Regions from separate parts of the Homo sapiens genome. Here region 2 is linked to region 1. Evidence: read pairs that join two places in POLR2A ChIA-PET (ENCODE). Cell type or tissue: B cell. All regions are shown on one strand. Links, peaks and the distances in the headings refer to the core of each region. The heading gives the core; the rest is flanking DNA.

Region 1 (5,375 bases), core at 205-5,204:
ATGGGGATGGGTGCACCTGGCTGGGATAGCTCCACAGCTGTGACCTTGGGTGAGTATCTTTCCCTCTCTGGACATTTTTGTCCCAAATCACTGGCCCCTGAGATTCTCTCAACTCTGGCAACAGTGGGAGACTGGGAGTGGGAAAGGGGCAGGGCGCTGGGGGCCAGGGTCAGGGTGTCTGAGATCACCTGCGAGGTGCCGGGCTGGACTGTAAGTGCCATCACGGTAGGGCATGGATGGATCCCCAGTGTCTGGCGCAGTGCTGGCACATAGTAGGTGCTCAACAGATACTTGTCAACTATTGATGACTGAGACAGGGCCCTTCTTAAAGCAGTCTACCCCTACAGAGCCTGGCTGTAATTTCCATTCTGACTAGATATCTGGAGCCCCACCATTAGCATCATTGCTTTGGTCTTAAGGATTCTCAGTCAGTCATCCAGAGCCCCCTGTGGAGTTTGTAAGACTCTCAGCACCCACCCACATTGGCCACATGGTCACCATCTAGAAGCAAGTCCATTCATTCATTCATTCAACAGTCCTGGGCATTGTGTCAGCCCTGGGACAACAGCAGGAACCAAGAAGCCCAAATTTCCATTGACATAAAAGTCATTTGGGCCACCACATGGTAAATGACAGATGTGCCACAAGTACTATAGAGGCACCAAAGAGGGCCATCTAGCCCAGCCAAAGGTGGAGAGGGAGACACCAAGCTAAGTGTTAAAAGATGAGGCATTAGTCAGCTGGAGGGGAGAGGCATCCTAATCAGAAGGTACACATCAGCAAAGGCATGAAGCTGGGAAACATTTTGGCTGGGAAAAGACAAGCTGTTCAGGTGACAGAAGAATAAAGGGCAAGCGGGAGAGGAGGATGGAGAGATAGGCAGGGGCCAGAACACACAGAACCTTCTCAGTCAGGAGCTGGAGCTTTAACCTGAAGCAGTAGGGAGCCATGGGAGCCACTGAAGGATTTTGAGCAGGGTCAGGCCCATGTGTTGGATTATTCATTCTGACAGCAGAGGCCAGAAGCTGGGGAACAGGTAGAGGCTATCCTAGGAGTCCTTGTGTGGAAGAATGAAAGAAACCTGAACCAGGATTGTGCTGAAAAGAGAAGGGGGTAGGGGTAAGGGTTAGATTTCAAGGACAATTGAACCTTCGGGGTGGCAAAACTGGTGCTGATTAGCTCTGGAGGCTGAGAGAGAAGGAAGAGTTCATGATAACCCCCACCTGCCTCACCCTGGATCCATTCCCTCTTTTGTGTTAATCAGACACTTACTGAGCACTTACTGTGTGCCAGGCATTCTTCTGAGTGCTTTACACATATTCACTCACTTAACCCTACAACCACTGTAGCTACAAGGGAATTATCCCACTGTTATCATCCCCATTTTACAGATGAGGAGACTGAGGCACAGAGAGTTTAATTTGGCCAAGGTCACAAAGCTAATAAGTAACAAAGCTAAGATTTGAACCCAGGCCATTTGGCTGCAGAGTCCCTGCCCTCACCACTGCTGAGGTTGAACCTGAGTCTTGTCCTGAATGTTTCCTGGCATCCCAGCCCCAGCCTCATCTCCTCCTCCTCATGTCACTCCCCATTAGGCAGCAGCATATCCCCTCAGTATCCCAACTGCCTCCCAGAATGTTGCCCCACTCCAAGGCGCACCTCTGTCTGAGAAGCAGCTCCCAGCCTGTGTGGCCCCCAGTCTCAGCCAGCAAGACTGTAGGGCATCAGGGATCTACAGGTGGGGAAACTGAAGTCCAACAATGAGTCACAGGCCTCAATCAGGGAGCTGTTGGCAGAGCTGCATCTGTGACGCCTGGTTTGTTGTCCACCTTTCCTCGATGTGCAGGCTGGCACAGCTGTGAACGGCAGTGCTGGGTGTGTGCAGAGCTCTTCCTAGATCTTTCTTACGTGTCATCCTGTCTGACGCCCAGGGCAGGGATCGCCAGCCCCATGTTTCCATCTGGAAACAGAGGCCTTTGAAGGGAAAGGGGTCCACCCAGAGTTACTTCAGCCAGATCACATTAGGCTGAGGTTAGAACTTAGGTTTGGGGCCCCAGGCTCACTGTTATGTTCCCCAAGGTGCATCTGTTCTCTCAGGCACCAGCTCCAGGGGTCCCTGAACACTGCCCAGCAACCTCCCCAGTCACCTGAGGGTGGCTGGAGGGGACAAGCTAGTTCAGCCCTCAGGGAGGGCAGGAAGTGGGTGAATTTCTCACTTTATCTCCTTTAATTCTGCATATAGACAGCCCGCCTCTCACCCTACCATAAATAGCTCTTCCTGACAGAAGTAACCAACCCTAAATCTGGCTTCTGTCTCCTGTGTGCATGTACATGTAATGTTTACTACATCTGCGTGTTTCACCAGGACATAAATAGTATTTTTACATGTTTTCAGACTTCATGTAAAGAGATCCTACTGTGTATTTTTTAGAGATTTTATTTCCTCCCCCATTCAGTATGATATCTGTGAGATTCAATCCACACTGGTATATACGTAGCTCTAATTCTGACCGCCTTTTACAGATGAGACACGGGATCGGCAAGGTTACAGGACTTGCCTCGAATCATAGGTCTTGTAGGTGACCGAGACAGAATTTGGACTGTGTGATCCAGAGCCCTCTCTGCTTCTGGATCCTGCTGTCACCCACCTCCTTAGCACCTGCCTCCTACTCCACGTGCCCACGCCCATCCTGCTGCCCTGCTTCCTCTTGTCCTCTCCTTGGCAGGCATGTGAAAGACCGTTTTCACAAAGGTGTTAAGAACTTCCCGGGTTCCCCCACTGAGGGCACATGCATTTGAGGAAGTGCTGGGGAAAGCTCATTGGAGTGGGAAGCCAGGGCTTTGGGTCTGGCTCTACCAGCTGTGTGACCCCAACAAATCCCTCTGAGCCTCACTTTCCTTATCTGTATTATGAGGCTGCTTATAGGGGCCTGTGAATTTTATTAGGCGGGTGCAAAAGTAATTGTGGTTTTTGCCATTTAAAGTAATGTAATACCATGTCAGGGACTCGGGGACTCTGTCACTGACCAGAAAAAGGAGAGGAATTCTGAAATAGCTTCAGCATGAGGAGCAGGGTAAGAGAGCCTGGTGACAGACCCTGGCCAGCACCCCTTCCATCCCAGCCAGCAAGGGCCGTGGCCACACTTACCATGTGCAGCATGTCTGAGGCCGTCGGGGATACCTGGGCCCGGTAGAGGTTGTGCAGCTCCACCATCAAACGTTTCTCCTCATCTGTGAGGGCTCCAACGGGGCCTGTGGTGGCCACCAGCAGTAGCAGTAGCGGCAGCAGAAGCATCAGGAAACTGCAGGAGCCGTGCATGGTGGCCAGCCGTCTCTCCTTCTCCCGTCCAGGGGTCTGGCAGCTGGATTTAAAGTCCTTCCCACACAAGCACCACCCTGGCTGGGGTGGGGCAGTGGGGGCCGTGTTTGAGGCCCAGCCCGACTCACACAATGTCTCAGGGAGGGCTGGGCGCTTTGGGTCCCGACCAGCATCAAGTGCACTCCCCTTGGAGTCCTTGGCAAAAACCTCCTTTCTCTTGGTAACGGGGGCTCAGGCCAAAAGCTGTGTGAGTTCCTAAGTTGTGGACAGATCCTTCAGGGGCAAAATCACAGTAACCTCTGCAGAGCTGTGACTGGTTGCACCCAGGTCACACCCACTGTGTGTTGAAGATAGATAAGAGAAAGGAAACCACAGACCCTACCCACAGAGGAGTGGGCAAGATGAGGAAGCTATAGGCTTTTGAAAGGACAGAGGAAGACCAGATGTATTTGATAAAAGGCTGAGCCAACCTAAATCAGAATCCTGGTTCTGCCCCTTGCTATCTGTGTTTTGGCAGCTTTCTCAAGTGAATCAGTGACAATAATAGTACCTATCTCACAGGACTAGAGGGAAGATTCAATGACATATAATGTATGTAAAGCACCTAGTATGGTGTCTGGCACATAGTAGGCCCTCAGTAACAGTAGACAACCCACTCATGTGGCCTGGGCCTTAGCAGGCTACCAGCCCCCTGTGGAGGCAACATTCTTGCCTGCGGGGGGAGAGGCCAAGGTCTTCCCCACTCTAGCTGTATTCAGGAATAAGGCCTTTCACTATGGCAAAATTTTGGCTTCCAGGTATCCTCTCTGAATGCATGTGCTTGACATGCTCATTTGGAAGTGGGATGCTGGGACCCCTGTGCTCTAACTATGTAGAAATATAATGTGTCTGTTTCTTAAATCAAGAGAGAGCAGAAAAGCAGAAGGTTGAATGAGCTGATGCACCAGGAGCTCTGAGGGGAAGGTATTGGAAGGGAAATAGCCTTAGCAGTCAGGTGCTGGCATTATAATGACCTTGACCTTGCAGGGGCCATGACCGGTTCATGAAGCAGGAAGCTGGAACCAGTACTCTTGAGGACAGCTGGGATCCTTGAAGCCTGCTTCTTCAATGAATAGGGACCTAGAAAAAGTCTACCCACAGGCTTTGGAAGATGACAAGAAAACCTGTCCCTGCCTGAGTCTCCAAGTAAAAATAAAAACAAAACCAAGATGGATTACACACACATACACACACACACACACTTATTAGAATTAATAAAGTCAGCAAAGTTGCAGGATACAAAATTAACACATAGAAATTAGTTGTTTCTATACACTAATAATGAAAAATCCAAAAAGGAAATTAAGAAAACAATTTCATTTATAAAAGCAATGAAAAAGAATAAAAAGAATAAAATTCTTACCAATAAACTTTTTTTTTTTTTTTGAGATGGAGTCTCGCTCTGTCACCCAGGCTGGAGTGCAGTGGCATGATCTTGGCTCACTGCAACCTCTGCCTCCTGGGTTCAAGTGATTCTCCTGCCTCAGCCTCCCAAGTAGCTGGGACTACTTGCCCACCATGCTGCCCACCATAGCTGCTACCATGCCCGGCAAATTTTTGTATTTTTAGTAGAGATGGGGTTTCACCATGTTGGCCAAATGGTCTTGATCTCTTGACCTCGTGATCCGCCCGCCTCGGTCTCCCAAAGTGCTGGGATTACAGGTGTGAGCCACTGCGCCTGGCCCTTAGCAATAAACTTAACCAAGGAAGCAAAAGACTTGTACGCTGAAAATCACAAGTGTTGACAAACAAAGTGAAAGAAGACACAAATAAATGGAAAGTCATCCTATATTCATGGATTAGAAGACTTGATATTGCTAAGGTGTCAATGTTGCCTGAAGCAATCTACAGATTCAATGCAATCCCTATTGAAATGCAAATCATAATATTTTTATAGAAACAGAAAAATCCATCCTAAAATTTATATGGAATCTCAAAGGACCCCAAATAGTCAAAACAATCTTGAAAAAGAACAAAATTGGAAGTCTTACAGTTTCTGATTTTAATATGTAACCAC
Region 2 (5,375 bases), core at 231-5,230, 80 kb before region 1:
GAAAAAATGCGTGTCTGAGGCTGGACGCAGTGGCTCACACCTGTAATCTCAACACTTTGGGAGGCTGAGCTGAGCAGATGGGTTGAGCCCAGGAGTTCGAGACTAGCCTGGACAACATGGTGAGACTCTGTATCTACAAAAAATACAAACAATTAGCCAGGTACAGCTGAGTGCGCCTGTAGTCCCAGCTATTCAGGAGGTTGAGGTGGGAGGATCACTTGAGCCGGGGAGGTTAAGGCTGTAGTGAGCCGTGATTGTGTCACTGCACTCCAGCTTGGGTGACAGAGCAAGACCCTGTCTCTCCTCCACCCCTCCAAAAAATGGGTCTCTGGCAGCAGGATGGGAGGGAGATTTTCTAGTTTACCTTTTGTACTTTTTGAATTGTACCATGTGAATGTATTGCCTATCCAAAATTAAATCACTACTGCGGGGTGGGTACTGACTGGGAGGGGGCACAAGGGAGCCCTCCGGGGCCCTGGACGTCTTCTGAGCCTTCATTCTGGATCTTGATGGTTACGTGGGTGAACACACATGAAAAGTCATCAATCCATACACTTAAGTTCTATGCACTTTATTTTAAATTATGCTTCAAAAAAAGTGATGTATTCTAATGACATGATAAAATACAGTCAGCCCTCCATATCTGTGGGTTCCATATCCACAGATTTAACCAACCATGAATCAAAAATATTTTTTAAAATGGGTGTTTGCATCTGTACTGAATACATATAGACTTTAAAAAGAATCATTATTCTTCCAGCCTGAGGAACATGGCAAAACCCCATCTCTACCAAAAATACAAAAAAATTAGCTGAATGTGGTGGCATGTGCCTGTAGTCCCAGCTACTCAGGAGACCGAGGTGGGAGGATTACTTGAGCCTGGGAGATGGAGACTGCAGTGAGCCGAGATTAGGCCACTGCACTTCAACCTGGGTGATGGTGTGAGACCCTGTCTCAAAAAAAAAAATCATTGTTCTCTAAACAATATAGCCTAACAACTATTTACGTATACATATACTTTTTTTTTTTTTTGAGACAGTCTCACTATTGTCACCCAGGCTGGAGTGCAATGGCATGATCTTGGCTCACTGCAACTTCTGCCTCCTGGGTTCAAGTGATTCTCCTACCTCAGCCTCTTGAGTAGCTGTGATTACAGGTAGGTGCCTGCCACCACACCCGGCTATTTTTTTTTTTTTTTTTTTTTGAGATGGAGTCTTGCTCTGTCACCCAGCCTGGAGTGCAATGGCGTGATCTTGGCTCACTGCAACCTCCCCCTCTTGGGTTCAAGCCATTCTCCTGCCTCAGCTTCCCCAGTAGCTGGGATTACAGGAGCGCACCACCACACCGAGCTAATTTTTGTATTTTTAGTAGAGACGGGGTTTCGCCATGTTGGCCAGGCTGGTCTCAAACTCCTGACCTCAGGTGGTCCGCCCACCTCGGCCTCCCAAAATGCTAGGATTACAGGTGTAAGCCACCATGCCCAGCCTATTTACATATTTTTTACAGTATATTAGACATTATAAATAATCTAGAGATGATTTAAAGCAGCAATCTCCAAACTTTTTGACACCAGGGACTGGTTTTGTGGAAGACAATTTTTCCATTGACCGGGGCATAAAACTGTTCCACCTCAGATCATCAGGCGTTATAGTCTCATAAAGAGCGCGCAGCCTAGACCCCTCGAATGCTCAGTTTGCAATACGGTTTGCGCGCCTCTGAGAATCTAATGCCGCTGCTGATCTGACAGGAGGGGGAGCTCATACGGTCATGCTAGCTTGCCAGATGCCTGCCTCCTGCTGTGTGGCTCTGTTCCTGACAGGTATAGGCTGGTACTGGTCCACGGTCTGGGGTTTGGGGACCCCCCCCCGATTTAAAGTATGTGGAAGGATGGGCATAGGTTACATGCAAATATGGTACCATTTTATATCAGGGACTTGAGCATCTGAAGATTTTGGTATCTGCGGTGGAGGGGGGACGGTTCCCAGAACCAATCTCCCATGGATAGCAAGGGATTATTGTATATTAAAAATAATTTTATGTATTTATGTGTTTATTTATTTTACTTTAAGTTCCGGGATACATATGCAGAGTGTGCAGGTTTGTTACATAGGTATGCATGTGCCATGGTGGTTTGCTGCACTTATCAACCCGTCATCTAGGTTTTAAGCCCTGTATGCATTAGCTATTTGTCCTAATGCTCTCCCTCCCCTTACCCCCACCCCCCAAAATAATTTTAAAAATAAAGTCAGACCAGGATATATTGCCTTGCTCCACAAAAATAAATATGTTTCTAAAAAGTTTACTCAAGCCTGTTTCTAGAAAGTGAAGCATAACTTCCAACTGGCTTTCATTAAAACGTCTAAGATGTATTCATGTACTGACTCCATTCAAGGAGTGGCAGTACTGGTGTTGGTCTGAGCACTAGGAGCCTGCTGGGGTGAACCCACCCACTCTCTGAGTCTGGGCTTGATGATGGAAAGAGAAAAGGAGAGGTGAATTGAGTCTCCTTGAAAGACATGAGAAATTAGAGCCGGGCACGGTGGCTCACGCTTGTAATCCCAGCACTTTGGGAGGCCAAGGCGGGAGGATCACCTGAGGTCAGGAGTTCGAGACCAGCCTGGCCAACATGGTGAGACCCCCGTCTCTACAAAAATAAAAAAATTAGCTGGGCGTGGTGGCATGCGCCTGTAATTCCAGCTACTTGGGAGTCTGAGGTGGAAGAATCACTTGAACCTGGGAGGCAGAGGTTGCAGTGAGCCGAGACTGTGCCATTGCACTCCAGCCTGGGCGACAGAGCGAGACTCGATCTCAAAAAAAAAAAAAAAAAAAAATCAGAGAAATTAGAGCCCAGCAGAGAACACAGGAAGAGAAGTCAACACTGCCTGATCGCCTCTGCATCTGGGAGCTTGCTGGGCACTGTGCATGCTGGTACAACAGAAGCAGACAAAGAATTCTTCTGAGAGGCAAGAGAGGAAATCAAAATTGGAAAACAGAACCATATACTAATAATCCACTCATTTGCTGAGCACTTTACCATTTTCTTTTCTTTCTTTCTTTCTTTTTTTCTTTTCTTTTCTTTTTCTTTTTTTTTTTTTTTTTAATTTTTGAGATGGAGTCTTGCTCTGTCGCCCAGGCTGGAGTGCAGTGGCATGAACTTGGCTCACTGCAAACTCTGCCTCCCCAGTTCAAGTGATTCTCCTGCCTCAGACTTCTAAATAGCTGGGATTACAGGCATGCACCAGCCTGGCTAATTTTTGTATATTTAGTAGAGAAGGGGTTTCGCCATGTTAGCCGGGCTGGTCTCAAATTTCTGGCCTCAAGTGATCTGCCTGCCTCAGCCTCCCAAAGTGCTGAGATTACAGGCATGAGCCACCGCGTCCAGCCCACTTTCCCATTTTCAATATCCTTTTACGCCTGTTACATAATTTGACTTTGAAATGACCCTATGAATGGATGGGGTGCATGTTCATCGTCCCACCTTGTGAATGAGGAAGGAAGCTGAGACCTAGACAGCAAAGTCACAGGAGGTGACAGAGCCTGTATTCAAACCCATGTTTTACAATTCTAAGTCTGATGTGCTCACTGCTGCTTTCCAGAGAGGTCTCGGATCATCTAGACTGAGCTCTGGCTTCCCTATTTACCAGCTGTGTGATTTTGGGCAAGTTGCTGAACCTCTCTGTGCCTCTCTGTTCTCATTCTGTACAATGGAGCTGGTATAAGGATTACATGAGCCAATAAAAAGAAAGCACATGGTAAGTGCTCATCAAAAATTAACTTTTGTTTTTATTCCTAGAAAAAAAGAAAGTGAGACATGATAATGGCAAAGATGAGAAATCTGAGAATCATAGAGAGAAGAGGGTGAGAAGAACAGTTCAGAGGTGGAAATGGCTCTAGCATGTCAGTGCTCAGCTCCCCCAGGCAGTAAGAACAGGAATACGGTGGCCAGGCAGAGGCCAGGGCAGGCCAGCAGTACCAGTAGGAAGATGCCCTCACCCCTACCTTGGCCTTCAACCTGAAGAAGCTCAGTGTTTCCCTAGGCCCAAATCTAGCTGGCAGCAAGCCCAGGACAGAGAGTGAGGACAGGAGTGGGGAAAAGAGATGGATAAGGCATCTTGGCCACCCTCGAGGGGCTTGTGGTCTGGTTGTAAGATCGAGACAGGGCTATGTGAGCTAAGATGGCTTCCCTCAGTCTCCCCAGAATGCCAGGCTCCCTGTCCAGTGAGGTGCTGGTAAAAATGGAACAACTAGCTCTTTGTTGGGGGATGACAGGTCAGAGGGGCTGACATGCCAATTTTCATGTTTGCCAATTTCCATGGTGGAAATACTCTCATTGTGGCCATCTTCAAAAAGAAGCAGGTCCTGGTATCAAGCCATGAGGGCGGGACAGGCAGTAAGGTGAGGACAAAGGTGTGGGGTCACTGTCAGAGGTTGGAGACCTGCGTCCCGGTCCCTGAGAGAGTGCACAGGAATGCTACGTGCCTTGGACACATCATTTTACCTCTTTGACCTCCAGTCACCTCAAGGAAGAAAATGAAAATGTACTGTGTTGGAGGGTGGGCAGAGCTGGCGTGAATCCAGGCCAGAGGGTATTTTTCAAGCACTTGCTACATGCTAAGCCCTGGGATACAGAGACGAATAACAGAGCGTCATGCTGGGGAAGTGGAAAGATGTGAAAGTCCCATGACCTCATGGACATAGTGGTGGCGATGATTAGTAAGTACGAGGTGATGGCCTTGTCGTGTCTGAGTCACACAATTCATTCTGTCAGTCCCCAGATCTTTTGTTTTGTTTTGTTTGAGACAGAGTCTCACTCTGTCACTGAGGCTGGAGTGCAGTGGTGCCATCTCGGCTCACTGCAACCTCCGCCTCCCAGGTTCAAGCGATTCTCCTGCCTCAGCCTCCCAAGTAGCTGGTACTACAGGCGTGTGCCACCATGTCCAGCTAATTTTTGTATTTTCTGGTAGTGACAGGGTTTCACCATGTTGCCCAGGATGGTCTCAAACTCCTGATCTCATGTGATCTGCCCGCCTCAGCCTCCCAAAGTGCTGGGATTACAGTTGTGAGCCACCACTCCCAGCCAGTCCCCAGATTTTTATTGAGGACTGGCTGTGGGCCAGGCACTGGGAAACAGCAGTGAACAAAAGACCAACTCTCTGCCCTCCAAAAATGGAGACAGGACACTAATCTAAGAAACATAAAATAGAAGCCGGGTGCGGTGGCTCACGCCTGTAATCCCAGCACTTCGGGAGGCCGAGGCGTGTGGATTACGAGGTCAGGAGATCGAGACCACGGTGAAACCCTGTCTCTACTAAAAATACAAAAAAATTAGCCCAGCGCAGTGGCGGGCGCCTGTAGTCTCAGCTACTCAGGAGGCT

The links. ChIA-PET counts read pairs that join two places held together with the same protein. Peaks named below come from ENCODE experiments on the same cell type or tissue, not always from the same donor. Only the 100,000 strongest peaks of a DNase experiment are listed, where the experiment ranks them.
Region 2: POLR2A ChIA-PET joins it to region 1 with 5 read pairs; 2 of 35 experiments call an interaction of 5 or more read pairs at or near these places.

What each region holds. Positions count from the first base shown.
Region 1 is chr6:36,952,705-36,958,079 of GRCh38, reverse strand. It overlaps PI16 (peptidase inhibitor 16), which reads right to left and starts at 3,342. Exons shown (of 7, transcript NM_153370.3): 1 at 3,149-3,342. The coding sequence starts at 3,319. In B cell, for the core only: no CTCF peak of the experiment used is centred there; DNase peaks (open chromatin) are centred at 2,749 and 3,667; H3K4me3 peaks cover 1,743 bases; H3K27ac peaks cover 334 bases.
Region 2 is chr6:37,032,725-37,038,099 of GRCh38, reverse strand. No RefSeq gene overlaps it. Among named protein-coding and RNA genes, the nearest start is that of FGD2, 30 kb to the right of the region's middle. In B cell, for the core only: no CTCF peak of the experiment used is centred there; no DNase peak of the experiment used is centred there; H3K27ac peaks cover 1,197 bases.